Linked DNA regions of Mus musculus: all the other regions are linked to region 1. A link is a loop called in an ENCODE intact Hi-C map of the cell type or tissue named here. Cell type or tissue: gastrocnemius. All regions are shown on one strand.

Evidence for each region. Hi-C counts contacts between places; a loop is a spot of excess contacts. Peaks named below come from ENCODE experiments on the same cell type or tissue, not always from the same donor. Only the 100,000 strongest peaks of a DNase experiment are listed, where the experiment ranks them.
Region 2: it touches region 1 in a loop (2.6-fold over the local background); 2 of 42 quality-filtered maps call a loop at or near these places.
Region 3: a loop joins it to region 1, with 2.5 times the contacts of the local background. A loop is called at or near these places in 4 of 42 quality-filtered maps.

What each region holds. Positions count from the first base shown.
Region 1 is chr17:10,490,231-10,498,230 of GRCm38, reverse strand. The region is part of intron 4 of Pacrg (PARK2 co-regulated); the gene reads left to right. It overlaps A230009B12Rik (RIKEN cDNA A230009B12 gene), which reads right to left. Exons shown (of 2, transcript NR_077237.1): 2 at 5,174-6,937. It overlaps Gm16168 (a long non-coding RNA gene), which reads right to left and starts at 5,033. Exons shown (of 3, transcript XR_003952273.1): 1 at 4,622-5,033; 2 at 1,690-1,778. In gastrocnemius, a CTCF peak has its summit at 4,848 (motif pointing right); DNase peaks (open chromatin) are centred at 1,771, 4,820 and 7,237; H3K4me3 peaks cover 250 bases; H3K27ac peaks cover 7,595 bases.
Region 2 is chr17:9,841,532-9,849,531 of GRCm38, reverse strand. It overlaps Gm34799 (a long non-coding RNA gene), which reads left to right. Exons shown (of 2, transcript XR_003952248.1): 2 at 166-4,824. Among named protein-coding and RNA genes, the nearest start is that of Gm34799, 61 kb to the left of the region's middle. In gastrocnemius, a CTCF peak has its summit at 3,882 (motif pointing left); DNase peaks (open chromatin) are centred at 257, 460 and 3,787; H3K27ac peaks cover 1,621 bases.
Region 3 is chr17:10,412,962-10,420,961 of GRCm38, reverse strand. All of the region lies in intron 4 of Pacrg (PARK2 co-regulated), which reads left to right. Among named protein-coding and RNA genes, the nearest start is that of A230009B12Rik, 39 kb to the left of the region's middle. In gastrocnemius, no CTCF peak of the experiment used is centred here; a DNase peak (open chromatin) is centred at 4,606; H3K27ac peaks cover 2,562 bases.

The sequences.
Region 1 (8,000 bases):
GTGAGCAGCAAAGTGTGAGCCTGCAGGTCTGGAGTTCCTCACTGAACCTAGTGTGTAGCCAGCCCAGATGAGTCGTCACCCCCCTGCCCAAGAACAGAAGAAGGAAGTCAGCTTGCCTTCCATCACACACTCTGCTGTGGATTTATTTTTATATCAAATAAGTAAGAAGCCTGTCAACTTGGCACACAGTTAATGTGTCTGCCCTGTGAGGGCCCTGTCTGCCCTTGATCTTCTCCATAGCCAGGGCCCCAATAAGTATGCAAATTGCACAACTGTCTTCTAAACATAGTAATGCCCTTTACTGGAATCCCTGGAAACCCGGAGCTTCTACATTTGATTAAGTCACAGCGTTATTTTAAGACAAGGCATAAGAGTTTGGTATACACTAAAAATTGACAACTAGCTTTTTACAGTGTCAGCTTTTAAAGCCAGCTTTGTAAATTTGCAGTGAACCCTGCACCTCTGCCCTTAGTTAGCCCAGAAGATTCCGTGCCCACAGAGTGGGCTGACCTTCACTTCAGATAATGTTCTCCAAAGGCAAGCTACCAAAAATACAAGGAAAATAAATTGGAATTTGTTATCCTGAATTACAAAAAAATGCATTTTGCTTAGATAGCAGGATAAACAGCAAGGAACCTCCAGAGGAAGCCTCTTTGACCAGATCATGGAGTGACTTTTTAAATCATGTACTTGTGTGTACATATACATGCTTTCTCTCTCCCCCCCCTCTCTCACACACACATACACACACACACACACACACACACACCCCACATACTCAACACTTAAGCAACTCTATGTGACAACTATTTCTGTTTCATCTTAGAGGTGGAACTAAGGTGAGTTTTTGCAGGGAATAAATATGCAACACTGTTAAAAGCTTGGCTTCTTGCTTCCTTCTCTAAGGCGAGGTCTGAAACGCATACTGGTTTTCCATGGGAGTCAGGCAAGCTGTGAATTTGAGAGGAGGGGTACAGAGTCCAGGGCAGACATCTGGCCCTGGGGCTGTGTGATCTCTAGAAAAATCCCAATTTCTTTTACCCCAGTTCCTAATGTGTGCAACAGTTAGACTTCAACATAATCATAAATGTGACCCGACCTTTAAGTGTAGGAATAAAACTTAAAGACAGGAGACTCAAGCTCTTAGACATTTTAACCATAGTGAAAACTTTGAAGTAAGTTACATACTCACTAATGTGGATATGGTTAGGTAGAAATTATGTTTGTTCTTATGAGGGAAGACTGTGAGTATTTAAGTGGGTGAAGAGTAGTTAAGACTGGGAAAGAAACCATCCTGATAAAATCCAATAAAAAACAAGGCGCTGGGACATACAAATAGAACTTTAACTTGTGCTGGTGAGAGAGTGTATTTGTGTGTGTGTTAAGCACTTGCAAAAGGTTAGTAAATATACATAAATATACATAAATATACATAAATATACATAATATGCATAATATACATAAATAGCCCAAATAGCTGCCCAGCCTAATCTTCCCGGGAAGCACTGGGGGAGACCACTTGCCACCCTTGATATGTGAAGAAACAGTAGCTCGTGAAGGGAGAAATGACTGTCCCGAGGACAGCTGGTTAGCAGCAGAGCTGAAGTACCAAAGCTCGGAGCAGCCATCTTCTCCAACACAAAATCGCTAAAGCCTCTGTTTACCCACCACACTTGCTCCTTTCCTCACCTCTGCTACGTGGAGTTACCTCATGCTCGAAGCCTGAGGGCTGGTCATCATGGTGGGAGGCTCAGGAGGGGCTCCCAGCAGCCAGACGCCTGTGCGAGAACAATGTTGGAAATTAGATGAACCGCCGCTGCGGTACTTCCTGGGAGCAAGTAAACACTAAGTGTCACAGAGTGTATGTGTGTTGCAAGCTAAGCCAGGGTTTCCTCAGACATGGCCCACGGTGCTCTCAAATATAAAGGCGCATTGAGCTACAGGGCAGCCAAGCATCAGGAATTGGATAGTGCTCCCTATGAGTGCTCCTCCACAGTTACAGCAGAGCACGCTGCTTCAGGGTCAGAGTGGAAAAGAGACCTTGGAGTTCCAAAGTCTGTTGCTGGAATCATTTCTGACATAAACCACAGAGTGTGTCTCTGCTCTCTGGCTCTTGGTCCAAGTAAAAGAGCTATTTTCTTTATTTCTGAATAGTTACCTAATTCACAGGTCAGAGCTTCAGAGTCAAAATAACCTTATTAGAAGGAATAAAAACAAACAAACAAACAACAACAACAACAACAACAACAAAAACGTGATTAGATTAGTTAAATTGGTGGTAAAATGTCCCCTCTCCGGCCCTGCTTCCTTTGTTCAGCCCTCAGGCGCATGCACTCAGCCTCGATTCTCCCCCAGGCAGTCGTGCCCTGTCTGGACACAGAGCCCTCAGAGCCAGCACACCCATGCTGCCGGGCTTCTGCCCTCTTCACCGGTGCTTCTGCAAATGCTATGACCTCTGGTTTAATTCCAAACATATAAAGCCTTCTGATTTCTAAATCAGTGTCAGTCTGCCAATGAATGGAGGGCACAGGTCTAATAAGGAGGTGAAAGGATTTGCTCACCCACAGAGCTGAAAACTTCCCGTTGGGCCCTGCCTTGTTTTCTGTTGCCATTTATTTTGTTTTGTTGACATTTGTGACTTATAAGTTACAGCAGCTGTTCTCAATCTGTGCTTTCACAGGGGTCGCCCAAGACCATCGGAGAACAGATGTTTACATTACAATTTATAGCACTAGCAAAATTACAGTTATGAAATAGGAACAAAAAAATTATAGTTGGGGTGGGGGGGTCACTACATCATGAGGAACTGTATTGAAGGGTCACAGCGTTAGAAAGGTTGGGACCCACTGATCTAGAGGATATCTGTTGTATGGTCACCAGATTACAAGACACTGTGCTGGGTATGAAAGGAAGATGGGAGCAGAGAGAGACAGAGGCAGTGAGAGACAGAGAGAGAGAGACACCTCTGTTGGGGGGGGGGGGGGAATTAGAAAGAAGGGAGGAGGGAGGGGCTAAAAGGAAGTTCCTGTCCTTAGAGATCTCACACTGCATAAAAGCACCAAGAGACCTACCTAGCTGAAGAGAACACTCCTGAAGCCTGGACTGCAACCGAGAAAGTCCATGCATTTCACCTGACTATCAAACCTACACAGCTGGGAGAAATATACTCTGGACTGTGTAAATGGAGCCTCTGAACCTCCATTGCACATTTGGAGCTGGGCCACCTTGTTCACCCATGGTGACCTGGAGAGGTGAGGGTTCTGCCTTTTCTTTTTGGCTTTTGTGACCGGCTAAACCATTGTCTAGGACCTGTAGGGGCGCCAGGGCTCAAGCCCCTCATCCAACCTTCATTTGAGAAGCAGCAGGTCTCTGACACAGATCACTCACTCCCTATGTCTATGGCTGGCTACCATCCCAACTATTGAGTATGATACTCCTTCGTCCCTTGAAGGCAGGGTTGACCTGTAGTTCCTGAGGCCATCACAGTAGTATCTACTCTGTAAATCTCTCATACTTGCAGGTGGTATGCCCAGAAGCCAGACAAATGAGACTTCTCACCCTAGGCCACACATGCAGGGCCCTCCAGCCCAGGCTGGGCCACAGCCCTTCTTTTCCCTCCTCTGCTCCTGAATTCACCTGGCAAGAAAGAAGTGCTCATTCCAATCTGCCTAAAGCTGCCCCAGCCTCAGAAAGTCATCCAGCCTTGCATCAGCTTTGAAAGCATTCCAGTCACCCCGCTATTGGATCTGATCATTTAACCCTTCTAAGCCACACATGGCTCCGTTCTTTTCCCACTTCCTCCCTCTGATCTTCCATCTGACGCACAGTTCTAAGAGATTTAAGCTTTTGCTCAAGGTTAAGTTCTCATGGCCCATTTCCTGTGTGCTCTTGCTTCTCTAGGAGAAGCAATCACTTGATTGATAATTTCTGAACAATGGAGATAAATACATTGCATTTGGGAGGGCTCACGCTTAAGGTTATTGGCAGGTGCATTTGTCAACCTATCATGGTGGCTTCACAGGACTTTTCTCTACATCTAGCTCTGGTGGCTTCTATTCTCCATGGTAAGCACCATTTGCCACGTGGGTCGTCACAATATTCTGGAGAGACTCAGTGGCAAATGCTGCTCTCAAGTCTCATTGTGTTTCTCAGTGGACTTTATAAGGAATTCCTTCCCTTTACTTGTGAGGTTCTTTCATTCTATAGGGAACAAAGCATGGTTTCTTTAGGTTGGAAATAGACACCAAAAAAAAAAAAAATCCAATTTTATTTTTTCTAAACAAATTCACAAGTTATTAACAAAGATGACACAAATGATGATAAATGTATACCTCTCATGGAGTGAGCATATACAAAATGCTATGTATATTTCTATCCATTTCCACTTAATTTTCATCTTAGCTCTTTAAAGGCTGGGGCTCTGAGCTCTTATGCACCAGGGACAAATATTCCAGTGATAATCAGGGAGTCTAGCTAGGTAGGAAGGGAATCTTTGCAACACAGAGATTGATAGCCTCTCTGTGAGGTCAAAGCAGCCCCCCCCCCAAAAAATCTTTGAGTCACCTTGGCGACAACCGTGTGGCCCACAGGAGGCAGACACTGGTCTCAACCTTGTACCCACCTGTCCTGCTGCTGCTGCTGCTGCTGCTGCTGCTGCTGCTGCTCGAACCAGCGCCAGTTTCCTGCTAGTTGAAAGCTGCTCACTGACCTTTCTGCCATCATGCACAGACTGTCCCATGAATGAAGGGTTAAAGAGTCCAAGCTTGCAAATCTCAACAGGAAACCCTTTAGGAAACTTTTACCTACCCCTTAGCATCTCAGGGTCACATACGTGGCCTAGCTGGCCACTTGGGGACAGCAGAGACTCAGGGCAGCAAAAGGGAGAGCAGAGACAGGAGATGAAAGAGCCAATTCTCCATTCTTCTATGGTCCCCAGAGATGAACACTGTGACCTTGTTCCCAGTCTCCAGCCAGCTGTCCTTCCTCCCCCTCCGAGAACACTCCACCCCCAGGACGTGTCCCTGGAAATGTATCCTCATGTGTTAGAGAGAAGGAATTGGGGATGATTTGCTGGTGATGGGAGTGGAGGGAGAAGAGAAGAGAAGAGAAGAGAAGAGAAGAGAAGAGAAGAGAAGAGAAGAGAAGAGAAGAGAAGAAACAGCCATGAATTTTTATGAACATTCTTTAATCAATTAGACAGATGCGTTTTATTATCCATAAATTAGCTGAAATTTCTATTTTGATTTTGTTTTCTCCCCACTGGTTAAAATAAACGTGGTCCTTGCTCATTGAATCAATGCCCTGGCATCTCATAAAATACCTTGAGTTCCCTTGCCAGCAGAAGGGAGGATCCCCAGGGCTAGTGTGTCGGAATGCTTAGGTTGCTGATTGCAGAGCCCCAGAGATTATGGACTCCATTGTGTATAGCCTGCAGCCCAGAGCCCCCAGTTGAGGACAGTCCAAAGTTTCAAACTTTGACCGGAAGGGGGCTTTAAAGATTCAGGGTCAATGTCCAATGAATTACCAGTGTTCAGCTCAACTAGGCTACCTACAAATATTTTTTAGATCTTTATCCTGCTTAACAGATGTTTCCTGTACTGAATGTTGGAAGCCAGCAGAAGTTTTGTTGGGTCCATGAGCTTAGGGGATACCTGCTGTTTCTACCAGTGGATTGGTAACAACTCTCACCCATTTCTAAAAATTCCTTCTTATGAAAGCAGGGAGCGGCTGAAGGTTGGTAATGAAGTCTCTAACACTCAGAGGCTTTGCCAAGTCCGTATTTTAAACTGCATTATCTCTCTGTGAAAATACAATAAAATAACCGACTTTGAAATGTTCTGTCTGCAGACTCAGTCCAAACCAGGCTGGTGTTGAGGGTCACTGTCTTCTTCCACAGCTGCTTCCTGGGACTCAGGACACACCCAAGAATAGACTCTGCTCAGGCATCCCTTACAGCCAACAGATTTCAGCCAGATTTTCAGATTTGGTCAAATTCCATCTAGATAGGCCACATAAAACTCCTATGTAGACACTGATATAAATATGAAATACATTGCAGTCTGGATTTAGTACATCATTTAGATTTCACAAATAGCCTTACTGTGAAATGTTTGTCTTCTAGACAAGCTGAAAGCAACAGATCCTAAGCAGCTCGCTCAGGGCCACGTAGGCCTTGACCGATAGGGCACAGTCCGATCTTAGGGTCCTCGATGTTAGTTCAGAATCTTCTGCTGTGTGCTAGAGGAGTAGAGGCAAGCACTGTGGGAGCAGAGACGGGGAGACTCTGCCTGTCCTCGGCAGTTGATGATCCATCATGGAAGAAATGCGAAGGATTGAGAATTAGAGCAGCTGTGCCAGTTGTGTTCTGGAACAATGGCCGAATGAGAGAGGAGTGGTCAGGCAAACAGCTGAGACGGCCATAAAGGCAGTCATCCCCTGGCTCGGGCAATAGTAAGGGGACATGCTGGCCCTGAGAGCACCTTCATCCAGACAAGCAGCCCAGGGAGAGTGCTTCGGTATGGAGGGGCCCCCGAAGCCGAGCCACAGTACTCTAGATTTGCCTTGCAGGTGGGCTCAGGACATCATAACTGTGGCCCAGAAGGCTTGGTTCTGAAAAGGAAACAGTGAGAACTGCAGCCAGCACTTTGGAGTTGACTTAGCCAAATCGAAGCCGCAGGGAGGTGCGTAGAATAGAAGGCTGGTGGTGGTCTTGACCCTCAAGGCCTGGTCTGGAGACTAAAACTCCTGCCAGCTCCTCAGTCTCCTCATTGGCAGGGGCAGCCTTAAGAACCAACCTGGCGTAATTCAGGGTGAGAATTGAGTAAGAGTCAGGAAAGACTGAGAGAGCACAGAAAGCCAAAAGAAGAAAACTTGAAAACTCCCCAGTAGTGATAGGTCGCCAAATGGAACTGTTATGTGGCCTCTCTTTTCATTATGCCTGTTAAGTGGATCAAATGGTCTACGTAAGCTCCTGTTACATAGTAATTAAATGAAGTAATGTCCTGTGCCCAAAATGATTAAATATGTCTCTGAAATTAAGAAAATGGAGGTTTATGATTTTAAAACTATAACCATAATGAAATTGTATGTCCCTTATTGATTCTATTATAAAATAGTTCCTTTTCGCATCCTTAATTCAAAGCAGAGAAATACTAGCATGGTTGAAAATCCAGGACAGAAACCTCCCCAGGCTGTGCTGTGGGGAGCCTGTCACTTGGGCAGGGGTGTTGCTCACTTGAACAGTGTCCGGGCTGTCCTGGAAGACAGTGAAAGGAGTTAGGGTTAGCTTTGCCAAAATGTCTCTGTGAAAGAGTTTCCTATGACAGGGTCTTATTCTGTTCCTGTTGAACTTCAGCCAGGTGAAAATAGAAGATCCCCCACCATCGTTTTAAATTAGCCTTCTACTGCACACAGAAGACAAAAATCACTGTGCAAATTTATCTCCTTGCGCTTGGCTCCTTAAGAAATCTACTGTGCTGCTAATGCACGGACCTCAGAGGTAACGGAACACAGAGTAACAGGAAGGAAGCCTTAAAGAAACACTTCTGATTTAATATACATCTATTTAAGCATCCAGTACATTCCGTATGGAAACTGTTTTTTGAGTGCCTCAGGTTACGCCAACTCTCTCCACAGGCTTCAGTGTTATAGCCCAATAAAACAGTCACTCACCAAGGTCATGTGACCATGACAAACTAATGGTGAGACTTTGAGTCTGGAACTGAAAGGAATATTGTCAGAGCAAGCCTAAACAACTATACAGTGTCTATATATTAATATAGACTAGGAATTGGAAAGAATTTTCAACATCTAAATAGGAAAAGGAAGTGCCTCCCCCCTCTGTGTGTGTGTGTGTGTGTGTCTGTCTGTGTCTGTGTGTGTTTGCGCATATACTATTCCCACAGGTCACACCAGGTTTACTGCAGCTAACTATCCTAGTAAATTGTTGCTATGGATGCCTGAACTCTTCTTAGAGAAGCCATAACTGGAAGGGCCTACGA
Region 2 (8,000 bases), 650 kb after region 1:
TAGATTACCACTTTCTGTATTATACTTTGTAACCCCCCTCCAATAAAACCATATTTATATCTTCAATATATTTTCTTAAATATATATCAGTGTGACTTTTTCTGACAAATAGAAAAGGAAAACCAGAAAGGACAGATTATTCTCAGTGTCTCTTTCTCTCCCTAGAGTGTTCCTGTCGTCTCCTGGCCCGGAAGCAGTGACTGCCCTGTGTCCAGTGTCTGGCTGCTGAGTCCTTGGGAACGTGCCTAAGTGTCCCAGTTCCTGTGTATGATCCCACAGAGCCTGCCTCCTGCACAGTCCTGAATGGCATCATTGTAACAGTCTGCTCCATGTTTAAGATTCTAAGTGACCCACATTACTAAAGAATGTCTTTCAAGAGAGGAAAACTAAATGGCCAGTAAGAAAGGATCTTCACAAAGACGTGCCGAGGCATTGAGGTCCAATTCTTCAAGGTCTTCAGAGGCTGCCAAACTCAGGCTCCCACCCTCTCCTTCCATGGGAGTCTGTCTAGGCTGAAATCTAAGTCCAAATGAATGAATCTGCTTGGGGGGTGGGAGCAAGCCACAGCTGTGACTCTAGCTCACTGGGGGTTTCTGTTTTATAGGCGGTCAGGATCGAGTCTCTGAAATTATCAACTTGGGACTAGGAAAACAATTGATACTATCTGATTTGTAGAATAGCCCTGGGTAGGGAAATACTAATTTTAAATATCATTCATCTTTCCTTTTATCCAGTCTCTGCGCTGTAATGGAATTAGGTGAAAGGACTGAGTCCAAGCTGTAGTGAGCTCAGGGGAGCTTGCACACCGAACTGACAAATTAATCTGTGGACAGCCCTCATCCAGTACTTATTTAGTCAATAGTCAGTGAATGAGAAAAGGGGAAAGCACATTTTTCCTTTTTCTTTCTCTATTCCTTCCTTCCTTCTTCCTTCCTTCCTTCCTTCCTTCCTTCCTTCCTTCCTTCCTTCCTTCCTTCCTTCTTTCCTTCCTTCCTCCCTCCCTCCCTCCCTCCCTCCCTCTTTCTCTCTCTCTCTCTCTCTCTCTCTCTCTCTCTCTCTTTCTTTCTTTCTTTCTTTCTTTCTTTCTTTCTTTCTTTCTTTCTTATTTACTCATTAGAATTTTTTCCAATCAGCATACTGTGAACCTTCTGTATCTTTTCCAAAACCATCAATTTTCAGCTTAATTGTTTTTCCCCCCTTCTGACTAAAATGTGAACTCTTGAAGTAAACGTATTTACATGTTAAACTTCCCAGACTGAGTTAAGAGAATTAGAAAAGGACTCAGGAGATAGGAAATATGTTCAGCTCTGTGGAAGAGCTCATTATGGAACGTTTCCCAAACAGCTCTGCAATGAATGCATTGTGAGACCACCTATAATCGATAGACACATGTGTAAACTGTTAAAGGAAATACTTAGCAAGGTTTCAGAATTTGAGGCTGATGGGGGGAACTTCTGCTATTTGAATTTATAAGGAGCACCAGGTTGCAGGGCACATCACACTAGCACTCCTGTGATCCTAGCACATGTTATTATATAAGTCTGTTTGTGTTAGTGGGGGTACATATGTGTGCATGTGTGCACATGCAGAGGGCAAATGTGAACCTGTGTGTAATTCCTTAGGGTACTGCCTACCTCGGTTTTTTTTTTAGGCACAGGCTCTCATTGGCTCAGGCCTCCCTTATTTGGTTATGTTTGCTAGCCAGTGAGCCCGAGGGACCCACCTGTCTCCCCAGCTCTGGGATTCCTTCTACCTGCCAACAGGTTGGGGATTTTTTTGTGTGAGTTGTGAAGATCCAACTCAGGGCTTCGTGCTTGCTAACATAGCAAGCATTTATTAGCCATGTTATCATCTCTGCTTCCTGGGGTGTGTCCATTCATTAACTTATTCAATAAGCATTGTGACTGAATGGTGCAATGTTCTACTGAGAAGAACTTAGAACCAATTTTCTGTGCTCGAATCCTGACTCTATCAGGTATCATCTGCTTGAACTTGGCCAAATCACTTGACTTCTCTGAACCCCAGTTTCTTTTTTGTAGAAGGGGTAATAAATAAATAAGGGGTAGGACAATGTGGAGTTTTCAATGACATAATTAATTAATACATATGTTGCTTCCCTAGTGCCCAGGACACAGAGTGTCCTCAAAAGGACATGATTACGCTGTTTTCTCTTTGTCAGAGCACTGTCTACATATACACTCTGTGCCAAGCACTGGAAATGGCAATGGCCACACCACCTCCTTCAAGGCATTCTCCTGTGAGGGAGAGACATTTAAGCCACTGAGGATGAGAGCATCACACATGTTGAGAACACAGCCACTTCTTCACATACTTTCGAGAATAAAATCTGTTGAGTGACTGAGCAAATGATTGCCAAGAGAGAAGCATGGGGTCATAGGCAGACCTGTTCGATGCAAGAACAGAGGTGCGGGTGAACCCATTTACAGGACTCTGGTGGGAGGGGTCTGTCCCGCCAGACAGTTAAACTGAAGAAGACATGCTTGTCTCCGGTCCAACCTGTGCCAGACGTTTGGAGATGGAAACGCTCTATAGCAAGTGGCCCTGGTTAGAGAGATGAACTGCTGTAGGTCAAGAGAGCAAAAAACAAAGGAAACAGCAAATTCCAGGAGGTGAAGGACGCGCTGCTCTAAAAGACTTAAGAGAAACTGGCTGGAAAGAGACTCCCAGAGAGGAAGTGATCGGGAGGCAACTTTGAACCAAGAAACACTAATCACAGCCCCTCACCCACACTCTTCTCCAGACTCATCCGCAGAGCACGTTGCCTGCCTCCTGTCCTTAGAACTGCATCTTGGCATGACTTGTGTTTAGAAAGATGAGGACACTGTGGATTTTAATTCTAATGAGGGACATAGGCGCTTGACATAGTGACATTTGTTTAATACCTTGTGCTCCATGTTAAAAAGGTCCTCCATCTATTTTTCTGGCCTAGAACATAAATGGAGGCCTAGGAGGCAAAGGAGGACACTCCGGTGCTCAGCCCCCCCCCCCCCCCCCCCACACACACACAGAGCCAGCCACTCACCAGAGCTCTTGGGTGTTGCTGAGACAATTCAGTCATTTTTGCCAAAAGTTTATAATGAAAGAGAGTAAAGGCCCCTCACCCCTCATGGCAGCTGCCTTCCTGCTCTCTCTCTCGGCTTCACTTTTCCATTTCCCAGCTGGTAAAAGCCTGAGAGAGAAAGTGCAGACTGACAGTGTCACCCATCTCATGTTTTGCCAGCAAGGACATCATAAACAAAATCAAATAGCTACTCTATCTTACAGAGCATTATAATTGCACAAGGAAAAGGATATTTGACATGGAAGGCAGGATGGAAAATTAATTTCTCAAATAAGACAATATTCATGACTGTATTTAAGTTTACAGAAAACTCCTTCTGTCATTTTTTCCCCCTCATTTTGCCATGAACGAATAAAATTTGGCAAGGGTCAGCAGTAGTTCCCCCAAACACTTTTTATGCCTGACTCCTGGACTCAACACTTAGATGCTGGAAGAATCTGATATTTCTTCTGCCCCTCTATCAACAGTGGCCATTCATAGCCAACAGCAACTATTCACAGCCAAATGACTCATCGTGGCTGCAGACAAACAAGTCAATCTCGTTCCTGTTCTTGCTTTCTGAAAAACATTTCTGGCTTCATGTAGTGCTCAGCCTGGGATGCACTCAGCTGGTGGTTCCCCAGTTATCCAGGACAAAACCACCATTCCCAGGTCCCCGGCTCTGGCAGAACTAAGTCAATGCTGGACCACAGACTTTTGCGTGTGCTTCAAACATTAAATCCTAAAGTACAGTAGGGAGAGATCCATAGTGCCCCTGGCCCTTCCTTTGTGGATCAAGGCTGAGATGGTCTTTATGCCATCTGGAGGTGGTATTGGAGCATGACAACCATGTCAGGTGACCTGCCATTTCCTTAAGCACCAACAGCAGTGTGGTATGAAACATCTTGCCCACATGTAATCCCAGTTTTCCTGTAAGTATGTGTGTATCTGTATTTGTGCAGGTTCTCTCATGTGTGCAAGAATGTGTAGAGGCCAGCATTAACATTGAGCTGCCTCTGTCCATTGCTTTGCTGACTGATTTTTTTTTTTTTTTAGACACTCTTTCACTGAACCTGGAAGCTCACTATGTCTGTTGAATTAGCTGGTCATGGGGCCCCCAGGGTCCTTGCCCCATGCCGGGTTACAGCTGTGTATTGCTACCAGCAGCCTTTCATATGGATGCTGCAGACCCAAGCTCAGATTCCTATGCGTATGTAGCAAGTACTGCAGCCACGGAGCCATCTCCTCACTGTCTTAGAATGGTCACAATCTTCTGTGATTCACCCAACTGCATACTAAACTTCCTAGTTTTATGGTTTGTATTGGGACAAGTCCTCTGCCTTTTGACAACACTACTGTAAGCAACTTGGTCTATGGAGATCTAGATTCCTAATGTTTGCATAGGGCTGAAAGTGTGTTTGGTCCACATATGTGGCTGTTGTTTGCTTTTGGTTTATAGGGTTATGGGTGCACAGGTACAGTTTAAGGCAGTGGTGTCTGGAGAGGCCTATGTTTGCAGGAAGCAATTAGAGTGTGAATAGAGCTCTCATCTGTGGTTCTATTTCTGTGCTCTTCAGTGTCTATGATTCAATTAATTGTACCTTTGTTTGACTTGAAGAATCTATTGAGGAATATACTTGAAATGAAAGAGTAAGTGGCTCCATTGAAATGCATCCACTTCTCAAGCTTTGATGCTCTGATGCAGGTATAGTGTGAAGGCCTCGAGGTACTTGACATCAACAAGTGTCCGCTAGTGTCTCAGAGTGTGTTGCGATCTGTTCACAGCCCTGATTTATTAGGAGAAGCCTTGACATTGACATGCTTGGAAGCATAGTACAGCCATTTCTGTGCCCTCTCCCTTTGTCTTGGCTTATAGGGCCAGGGGGTTTCTAACCCTATCCTAGTCCTGTCTCATTGGTCTTGTTCCCTAGTTGTCACCACACCCTCCCTTCCCATCCACCTCAACTGGAGGGAAGGAAGAAGAGGCTCTCTGAATCTGCATGGGGTAAGGGACAAACAGACCCTGCAGTAATTCCAGTGTGGTTAGGACTGGATATGAAGAGTACTCTCTGGTCTCTCGTTATCCACGTTCATTCTTATAACTCTCCTGGCTAATGGGCAGAGCACCCCTGAAGAGGATAATGTCAGTAATGGGCCATGCGTGGCCACTGTATCAGGGCTAACCTATTTACAGCCCTATACACCTTTCTTCCCTGCCAGCATCAGACCCTATAATTTCTGTTTTCTGAAAGAGAGGGAGTTTCTCAGGCTTCATTCATGGCCGTTTGGGTCCAGATCCAATCTTTTTGGTGCTGTTCCTTCTGAATGTTACCTCACAGCCCCATTGTGAGTGGGAGTGACTGGACAAGAGTGATGGGGACTAAGTTGGAAGATAGGGAACTTGGGACTCGCTGAGGGCTACCCTGGTACTAGCAGTACAAATCCGTCTCTAGGTTTTGAGTTTGAGTTTTCCAAACATAAGGACAGTCAACGGGCTGTTGCTGAACATTCCATTGACATTCCATAAACAGCCAATTAACATGCATTAGTACCTCACCTGACAGAATTTAGCACCCTGTGGGAGACAGGCCTCAGGGCTTGCCTAAGGGGGACTCTTGATTGCACTGAGGTGGGATGGCCTGCCCACTGTGGGCAGCATGATTCCTTGGCTGGAATCCTGGCCTGGGTGAGTAGAGAAAGCAAGCTGAGCTCCAGCAGCATTCAGTCATTCCTCTCTGGCTCCAGATTGTGGATGTCTTGTGACCAGCTGTTTCAAGCCCCTGCTACTTTAGCTCTCCCCCACCCCCACCCCTCAATAGTGGACTTTACCCTTGAACTATGAGCAAGAATAAGCCATGAATTTCTGACTTTGCCTGTCACAGCAGCAGGAAAAGTATCTATGGAGCTTGCATTATTATTTCAGGTTAAAAGTATTCACCCCTGAGTGAGTGGTCACTTGTCCTCAGAGCTATACATCACTCTTGCTGTAGGTCCTGTAATGTCTGGGTCACTTGATCCTACCTAATAGTGCTAGAGGTGGCTATGGAATGGCCATTGTCAACACTGAGGAGTCATGTGTGCATAGCTCAGAGACATTTTACTTCTTGCCATTAACGTTTCTCTCTACTCAGAACTCAAGTGTACTCTGTGTTTGTAAGCTGTGATAGCTTTTAAATTTCCATAGTAGACCTGTGTATATTTTATGGAGTTAATGGTGAAAGTGGCTATTACTTGTGTATATTTTGTATAATTGTGACAAGTATAAATTTTGTTTTCTTCTGTTTCCTTACATTTAAGATTCCAGAGAATCAGTACATGGACTATGCAATACAGACTGTTACTCAAAGGTCAGTTGTTCTCTGACATCCCTGCAGAGCAGTTCTCTGGTAATTCCCTTTGTCCTAACGAAGGTCTAAGGCTGAAAATGACTGAGCAGCTTGGTCATGCTCATCCCTTTTCAACTCTTAAATATCTTCTCCGAGGGGTCATGAAGGCTGAGTGACTCCCAGGAGTTCAGAACTCTCTACCTGCTAAGGAACCTTTGATGGACAAGCCTGCAGTGGGAGGAGGAGCCTGAAGTGGGAAGATCTTGCATCTGCTCAAGTTCTCCATTTCACCCTTTAAATGGAAGGTGCTCTGTATATGCTTCAGGTACAGGGTAGTCAGGGCTTCAGAAACAGAGCTGAGCGGAAGTACAGACAGACACAGGAGAGAGCTTAAAAGAGAATTAGCCCACTCCATAACAGGGATGTGGGTCCCTACAATAGAACATCTCTAAGCTGCAGATCTAAGGTGTCATGAATCGCAAGGTCAAAGGTCTCAGAACCATAGAGCCAGTGGTGAAACTCCAGTCTGAAGCCACATATCCAAGAGCCAAGAGAGCTCTGTGGGTAAAGAAGCTCTCTGGAGCAGCAGAACACATGGAATGAACATATAATGCCAGGTTTACATGGCAGAAGCTGGGCAGTTCAACTATGGCTGCCTGCCTGGACACTGGTGAGCCCAAGAACCCAATAGTTTCTCAGGCCATGTGGCAGAATGCTTCAGCAGTCCCAATCTTATGATAAAGGGCTAGAAGACTCCTGCAGCACTGCAGGTCTTCCTGTCCATGGCAGTAGGCTAAAGAGGCAGGATTCCAATGTCAGCAGAGCACCCTCTGCAGTGTCAGCAGCAGCAACAGAGTGGATGCACTTATCAAAAGCAGACAGGCAAAAGCAGCACCCTCTCCCTCAGACCCTTTTGTCTCACTTCCCATCCACACTCACAGGATAGAGAGGAATTAATGAAGCCTGCTGTGTTCACTTTCCTTTCTCCATTCACACTGTCTAGGATAGGGAATGGAGCCACCCACAGTGGGTGGGTCATCCCACCTCAACTAATGTAATCAAGGTGATTCCAGAGGCCCATCTCCCAAGTGATTCTAGATTTTCTCAAGCTAACAACTGACACTAACTATCGTATCTGGGTGTCATAGGGTTTCCGTTGCTGTGAAGAGACACCATGACCAAGGCAACTCTAATAAAGGACAAGATTTAATTGAGGCTAGCTTACAGTTTCAGAGGTTCAGTCCATTATTATCATGGTAAGAAGCATGGCAGATTACAGGTAGACAGGGTGCTGAAGAAGGAGCTTAAAGTTCTACATCATGATCCAAAGGCAGCCAGGAAGAGACTATTCCTTCTGTACGCAGCCAGGAGAAGGGTCGAGCTGAAGACTATGACCTCAAAGCTCACCCCCACAGTGACGCCCTTCCTCCAACAAGGCTACACCTCCTAACACTGCCACTTCTCATGGGCCAAGTATATTCAAACCACCACACTGGTGTCCCTTAACCTAGTCTATACGATATGAGAACTAACCATTAATCATCACTTATCTGTGATGAGTTTTATTGTGAGATTTTTGTACATGTATATAATTTGCTACAGTACAATACACT
Region 3 (8,000 bases), 77 kb after region 1:
CCAGAGTGGTTGCACCAACTTGCAATCCCACCAACAATTTCTTTTTTCCATATCCTTGACAGCATCTACTGTCACCTGAATTTTTGATCTTAGCCATTCTAACTGGTGTGAGGTGGAATCGCAGGGTTGTTTTGATTTGCATTTCCTTGATAATTAAGGATGTTGAACACTTTTTCAGGTGCTTCTCAGCCATTCGGTATTCCTCAGTTGAGAATTCTTTGTTTACCGCTGAGCCCCTTTTTTTAATGGGGTTATTTGATTTTCTGGAGTCCAGCTTCTTGAGTTCTTTATATATATTGGATATTAGTCCTCTATCTGATTTAGGATTGGTAAAGATCCTTTCCCAATCTGTTGGTGGCCTTTTTGTCTTATTGACAGTGTCTTTTGCCTTACAGAAACTTTGCAATTTTATTAGGTCCCATTTGTCGATTCTCGATCTTACAGCACAAGCCATTGCTGTTCTATTCAGGAATTTTCCCCGTGCCCATATCTTTGAGGCTTTTCCCCATTTTCTCCTCTATAAGTATCAGTGTCTCTGGTTTTATGTGGAGTTCCTTGATCCGCTTAGACTTGAGTTTTGTACAAGGAGATAAGAATGGATCAATTCACATTCTTCTACATGATAACTGCCAGCTGTGCCAGCACCATTTGTTGAAAATACTGTCTTTTTTCCACTGGATGGTTTTAGCTCCCTTGTCAAAGATCAAGTGACCATAGGTGTGTGGGTTCATTTCTGGGTCTATTCCATTGGTCTACCTGTCTGTTGCTATACCAGTACCATGCAGTTTTTATCACAATTGCTCTGTAGTACAACTTTAGGTCAGGCATAGTGATTCCACCAGAGGCTCTTTTATCATTGAGAAGATTTTTTGCTATTCTAGGTTTTTTTGTTATTCCAGATGAATTTGCAAGTTGACCTTTCTAATTCGTTGAAGAATTGAGTTGGAATTTTGATGGCGATTGCATTGAATCTGTAGATTGCTTTTGGCAAGATAGCCATTTTTACCATATTGATCCTGGCAATCCATGAGCATGGGAGATCTTTCCATCTTCTGAGATCTTTGATTTCTTTCTTCAGAGACCTGAAGTTCTTATCATACAGACCTTTCACTTCCTTAGTTAGAGTCACACCAAGGTATTTTATATTATTTGTGACTATTGTGAAGTGTGTTGTTTCCCTAATTTCTTTCTCAGCCTGTTTATCCTTTGTGTAGAGAAAGGCCATTGACTTGTTTGAGTTAATTTTATATCCAGCTACTTCACTGAAGCTGTTTATCAGTTTAGGAGTTCTCTGGTGGAATTTTTGGTGTCACTTATATATACTATCATATCATCTGCAAATAATGATATTTTGACTTCTTCCTTTCCAATTTGTATCCCCTTTTGTTGTCGAATTGCTCTGGCTAGGACTTCAAATACAATGTTGAATAGGTAGGGAGAAAGTGGGCAGCCTTGTCTAGACCCTAATTTTAGTGGGATTGCTTCCAGCTTCTCACCATTTACTTTGATGTTGGCTACTGGTTTGCTGTAGATTGCTTTTATTATGTTTAGGTATGGGCCTTGAATTCCTGATCTTTCCAAGACTTTTATCATGAATGGGTGTTGGATTTTGTCAAATACTTTCTCCGCATCTAACGAGATGATCATGTGGTTTTTGTCTTTGAGTTTGTTTATATAGTGGATTACATTGATGGATTTTCGTATATTAAACCATCCCTACATCCCTGGAATGAAACCTACTTGGTCAGGATGGATGATTGTTTTGACGTGTTCTTGGATTCGGTTAACGAGAATTTTATTGAGTAATTTTGCATCGATATGCATAAGGGAAATTGGTCTGAAGTTCTCTATCTTTGTTGGGTCTTTCCGTGGTTTGGGTATCAGAGTAATTGTGGCTTCGTAGAATGAATTGGGTAGAGTACCTTCTGTTTCTATTTTGTGGAATAGTTTGAGAAAAACTGAAATTACTCACTGATAAGTGGATATTAGCCCAGAAACTTAGAATACCCAAGATACAATTTGCACAACACATGAAACTCAAGAAGAATGAAGACCTAAGTGTGGACACTTTGCCCCTTCTTAGAATTGGGAACAAAACGCCCATGGAAGGAGTTACAGAGACAAAGTTTGGAGCTGAGGTGAAAGAATGGACCATCTAGAGACTGCCTCACCCAGGGATCCATCCCATAATCAGCATCCAAACTCAGACACCATTGCATACGCCAGCAAGATTTTGCTGAAAGGACCCTGATATAGCTTTGTCTTGTGAGGCTATGCCTGTGCCTGGCAAACACAGAAGTGGATGCCCACAGTCATCTATAGGATGGAACACAGGGCCCCCAATGGAGGAGCTAGAGAAAGTACCCAAGTAGCTGAAGGGTGTTCTTCCACCGTATAGGTGGAACAACAATATGAACTAACCAGTACCCCCCAGAGCTCGTGTCTCTAGCTGCATATGTAGCAGAAGATGGCCTAGTTGGCCATCATTGGGAAGAGAGGCCCCTTGGTCTTGCAAACTTTATATGCCCCAGTACAGGGGAACACCAGGGCAAGAAGTGGGAGTGGGTGGGTAGGGGAGCGGGGGCGGGGGGAGGGTATGGGGGACTTTCAGTACAGCATTTGAAATATAAATAAAGAAAATACCTAATAAAAAATTGGAGAAGAAAAAAAGATGTACGTGCCTGTAGCTGTGTTTCTGCCAATCATAACACTTCGCTCAACAAAGCCCAACAGAGTGCCTTAGTCCATCCCCTTCCACACAGCCTGTAGCTCTCCACCACACCGCACCAGTCAGTGCTCTGGAACCTTCCTTTCCAACCATAACACACCCAGACAGGAAGATCCCTGTAGAAGCCTGTTCCTGTGATATTCCACTTCCACCCTGCAGGAAATGCAGATGCCACCATCTAATGTGCCATGGAACGTCTAATTCGTCATCTTATAGCTGTCAGGTTCTTTAAAAGAACAGTAGAACAGATTAAAAAGTGAGCAGGCTGAGCTCTCTCTATCAGAAAACAATTGTAAGAGGGCTTAAAGGTACTTAAGGTTTTATTCTTCATAGGCTTTTGTGTGGAGCTTGTTTGAGGCCCCCATTCTGTAGTCCACTGGAGGATGAATGGATGGTTCCTTGACAGACTCAGCTTTAGGGTAATGGCTGGGTCAGGTGGTAACACAGGCAGCCTGCAGGTGTATTTCTCCCCACTTTATTGTACCATAATCTCTCAAATAGGCTAGTAATTAGACCTGCCAGCAGGAGTGTGTTTCACACGGATCTGTAAATGGCCTGCTTTATCTCAGTTTATCACGCATTTGCTAACAGGCTCTAACAGCATACAAGGAAATAGATTGAAAGGAGAGATGATTCTGAACCAAAGATCGGCCTGTAATAAAGGGCTGCTCCCTCCAAATAATTGCATTGTTCATTGAATGGCCATATCAGTTATTGATCTGACTTTGATTCTGACCTCCCTGCATTGATCAGAAATTCTGAATGCCTTTGTAACTAGTTTGAACTTTGGAATCTACTCTCCATGTCTCTCCTGGCTCCAAAGCCTTGCTTCATGCAGTAACATATACATCCCACTCCCCTCCTCCCTTGTTAGCACGAAGGTTGGGGGCACAGTCAGTCATTCCTGGACCTCCAAACATCGTTGTACAGCCAGCTGTGCCTATGGATGCTTTAAAAGGGACACCAGCTGAAGCCTGTTCCCATCAGAGGACACGCTAAGGCTAAGGTCATTGGCATGGATTTATGTGGAGGCTTGTGTTACAGCTGTCTGCACTGTCCCCTGCCAGAAGATAGATAGCAGACTTTAGTCTCCCCAGCTACTGGTCAGCCTCACCTCTGGCCCCATCCGAGTTCAGCTTCCAACTTCTACTGTGCTGTCTCTTCTCTCTGACTCCTTGCCTTCAGTGCCTGTGTCCCCCAGGTCAGGGGAGCTGGTCCTAGACAATTTGTATCTCTGATCTCACCTACATATTAAAGAGCATACCCGTGCCGACACAGGCTGCATCAACTTCAATTCTAGGATTATATATGTTAACAAATTAACACTTTGCCCACCAGTCAGAATAACAATGGTGTCTGTGCATTCATAGACAATGCAGTCTAAAGATACCTACATAGTCTTGAGTGAAGACAATGAATTGTACAAGGTAGGCCCGGAAGACAGAAATTGTGGACAGGCAACTTCCTGGCCTCTGGGGTGACAGCAGACACACATTTTCTCCTTGTGACACTAGGCTGGCTGTGTGGCTGCTATACTTGCTACCCTGCACTGTTGTGCAAGGTTTCCTATGGTAGACTGTCTAGGCTCCCAAGACTCCATCACTGGCACTCACTGGCACTGACTCTCTGACCTGTAAAAATGCAAACAATTGATCCAGACCTAAGGAGCCACAGCCATACAGCAAGCCCTTGAGCAGTAGTAAGTCTCGGGCACAGGAGTGTGGGAACAGGGTTCCCCAGTGAAGGATGCTTCTAGGGCTGGGACTGAGCAGAATAGCTCAGGTAGAGGCCATGGACAGTTGAACAACAGTAGATCCCTGCTGAGAGACTGTGAGAAAAGGCCAAGATGACTGGTGAGCCTCGTCTGTGTCTCCACATACATCCTGATGGGGCTTGTAATTGTCCTGATCTGACTTGACAGGTCATGAGGCATAATAACTGCCCAACCGCTGTGCTCATCTGCCAGGCCATTCTATCCTCAGAGCCATGAGCCTGCTCTGCAAGTGACTCTAGGCATGACGGAAGAGTTGGTTCAGACACCCAGGTCAAAGTAGCAATCCGTGTACAGGCAGAGATCTTAATGGTGCTATATGAAGTGGGATTGTATCTTCTCAAGTTGACCTTATCTCAGAGATGGGACAGAGACTCAGGCTCATACCCTCCCCATCTGGACATCTCTCCCTCTTGTTGTCCACATCAGGCAAGGTCCGTCTTCCCCAACCCATCTCATTGTCTTACATAAAATTAGATTTACAGTATGACTATTAACAGCCACTTAGCTATCTCTCCTCAAAAACAATAAAGAAGGGAATCGTTTTGCAGGCACTAAGCCCCCACAGGAATGCCACAAGATGCTATCTGAATAATTTGAGGCCCCCACATCATGGTCATGATGAAAGGAAACTCCACATTTTCCAGTTGATTTGCTAGAATGGCAACTCTCAGAGAGAAGCAGCAATAGAGGAAATAACAATAGCAAAACATGTTCCTGAGATTCGAAAAGTCAAGACTTAGTGATGGCACAGCACAGAACTATTGACTTTCATCTACCCAATCCTGCCTGCCACAGTGGGAAAACAAGGTCATTCACTTAGACACCAGGACTGCCGAGGGTCTGGAGGAAGAGGAGGAAATTACTGAGTATAAGCTTAAGCTAGAAACTATTGACACGTGAAATCCTCCCGTCAGGGACCATGACTACCTGGGCTGCAGACAATCTGCAGCTTAGTGACAGTGTGTCCTGTAGGTGATCACACATGTCCTGACCCCACTGCTCTTGACTCCATCATGATCCAACGCCATGTTTTAACATCACTGTGACCCTCTGAAGTGGTAGAATGAGCCTCTTTTATCAAACACTAGGGTAAAATGTAGACTACACAGTGCTCACTGGGGTCTCTCCCTGCCCATTCAAGAGGAAAGTTACATTATGGATAATCTGCCGTGATGAAGGAGTAGTGTGCATGCAGTTATAATGACCAACATGTTTCAATGGGCTTTGATAGCGCTAAAGACACAACCTGCAGACTCTTACTCCTCACTGCCTCCATCCTGTGGATATAGCATCAAGGCTGTTTCTGTCAGAGCGAATTGGTAGCAGGCTATGCAGGGTCAACAGCAAGTCGGCCTGCATCCTCTTGACTGTCCCCCAAACCATCGTTTTGTTACTGTGCTGTCTCTGTCCCCACTCATCTGGACAGAGTCCTGATTCAGAAAAAAAAGCAACCGGGTATGCTAAACTCAAGAATTTCAGGAGATAAAAATGTAAGCCAGGCAAACAAACATTCTTTTTTCAAAAGTCTCACACGTCAGCATGTTCCACTTATCAGCACTTCCAACAAGCTCTGGTGTCCATTCTTGTGCAAATCCAACTTTGCTCTGGCAAATTAAATGGTCACATATTAATTTTCCTTTACAGTCTCTCTCTCTCTCTCTCTCTCTCTCTCTCTCTGTGTGTGTGTGTGTGTGTGTGTATGTGTGTCTGTCTGTCTGTCTGTCTGTCTGTCTGTCTGTCTGTCTCTGTGTGTCTGTATGCATGCATGTCCTCAAGAAGTTTTGATTAGACTCAGCAGAGCTGCAGACACTGGTGAGTCCAATCAAAACTTTGGACACTGGTGAGTCCGTTGCTATGCAAGCCCCAGACACTTGGTGAATGTCCCTTGCCACATTTAACTTACCTACGTGAAAGCTGATAAAAGTTGATCGCCAGAGCTTTGAAAGATAGTTCAAGGTTATTTTTAACTGAGACACTTAGGAATGGCTAGAGGGTGTTAGCTCTGTCCCGTTTACAGCACTTAGCTCAGTTTAGCACAGCAGATTGCTTTGATTTGTTCATTAAATATATAATTTTTTTGCATTAATTGAGCTCATTTGATGAGAACTATTCCCACTCTATAAAATTTCTGGCTAATGGCTTGGAAATCTATTCAAATTCTGTACTCATAAATTCATTTCAGAACTTTCAAAGAGTAGATCTTTCAGGCAAGCTGAGATGTAGCCCGCATATCCAAGCAAAGCCTAACCTATAGAAAGACTGGGGCAGCACAACACGGCTTCTTCGTGCCAGCACAATCACGGAGAGCATTTATTTAATTTTTTAAAGTAGAACAAATCGTGCATCACACCATACAAGTCTTTAGCTCTGGGCTTTGTGCCTGGAGGCAGGCTGTCACCTGCAGATTCCCTCACACGGCACCCTTATACAGGGTACAAGATGGCTTGGGAGCTGAGATCATTATGTAAATGAACGCTTCTTCTACATTTATTTGTCTGTGTGTGCACATGTGGGTGCACACGTGCTCTCTCTCTCTCTCTCTCTCTCTCTCTCTCACACACACACACACACACACACACACACACGGAAACCCAAGAACAACCACCCAGTTCCATTCCAAAGGTGCCATCTACTTTTTTGCTTTTTATTCTTTTAGGGACAGGGTCTCTCACATGCCTGGGGCTCACAAAGCAGGCTCAGCTGCCTGATGAGCCTCAGGGATCCACCTATATCTCTGTCTCCTCAAGGTCGGAACTGCAAGAGCATGCCACCATACCTGGCTCTTTTGAGTGGGTTCTGGATGGGGCAGGTTGGGAGGATGCTTTGGCCCTCATGCTTGGAAGGATGGACTTTAGCAATGAAGCTCTTTGTCCAGCACTAGACAAAAGTTGTAAGGACCATAACATGTGAAATCAAATTTTGGAGAACTCAGACTACTACTTGATTTGAGAATAGCATCTTTTAGAAAGCCTCAGTTACAGAAAAGAAAACAAAACCACAAGACTAAGAAGTGGTGGTTGTGTTGTGGTGTTGTGTTGAAACGGAAGGTGGTGCTAACCTTTGCCATGCAGGCTCACCTAGACAGTCCACAGGCAGCTAAAATTATCCCAGCAACTTTGCAACATTCCCGAGTAGGCTTCTGTAAGTTCTTCCAAACAAAAAAAGCATTTGTGTTAGTCTTTATCAAGATGACAAGAAATGACCAAGTATCTCCGAGAGAAATTTAATCAAGCTAAACTTAAATATTAATTACAAGCTCCATGCAGATCTAAGTTTTCTGGAGCAAAGGCTGCTAACAAAGTCACTGGGATAATCAAACTTTTCCCTTTGGAAAAGGAGAGATTGTTCAGTGGTTGTTTGGCCTTCTCCTTCCACCTGGAGATTACGCATAGCATGGGAGTGTCCTGCTGAGCATCTCATAGGAAGACCATGGCCTCCCCATCTTCATGAAGACTGGAAAGCTTGAATGTGATTCAGAAAGGTCACCAACACTTGTGA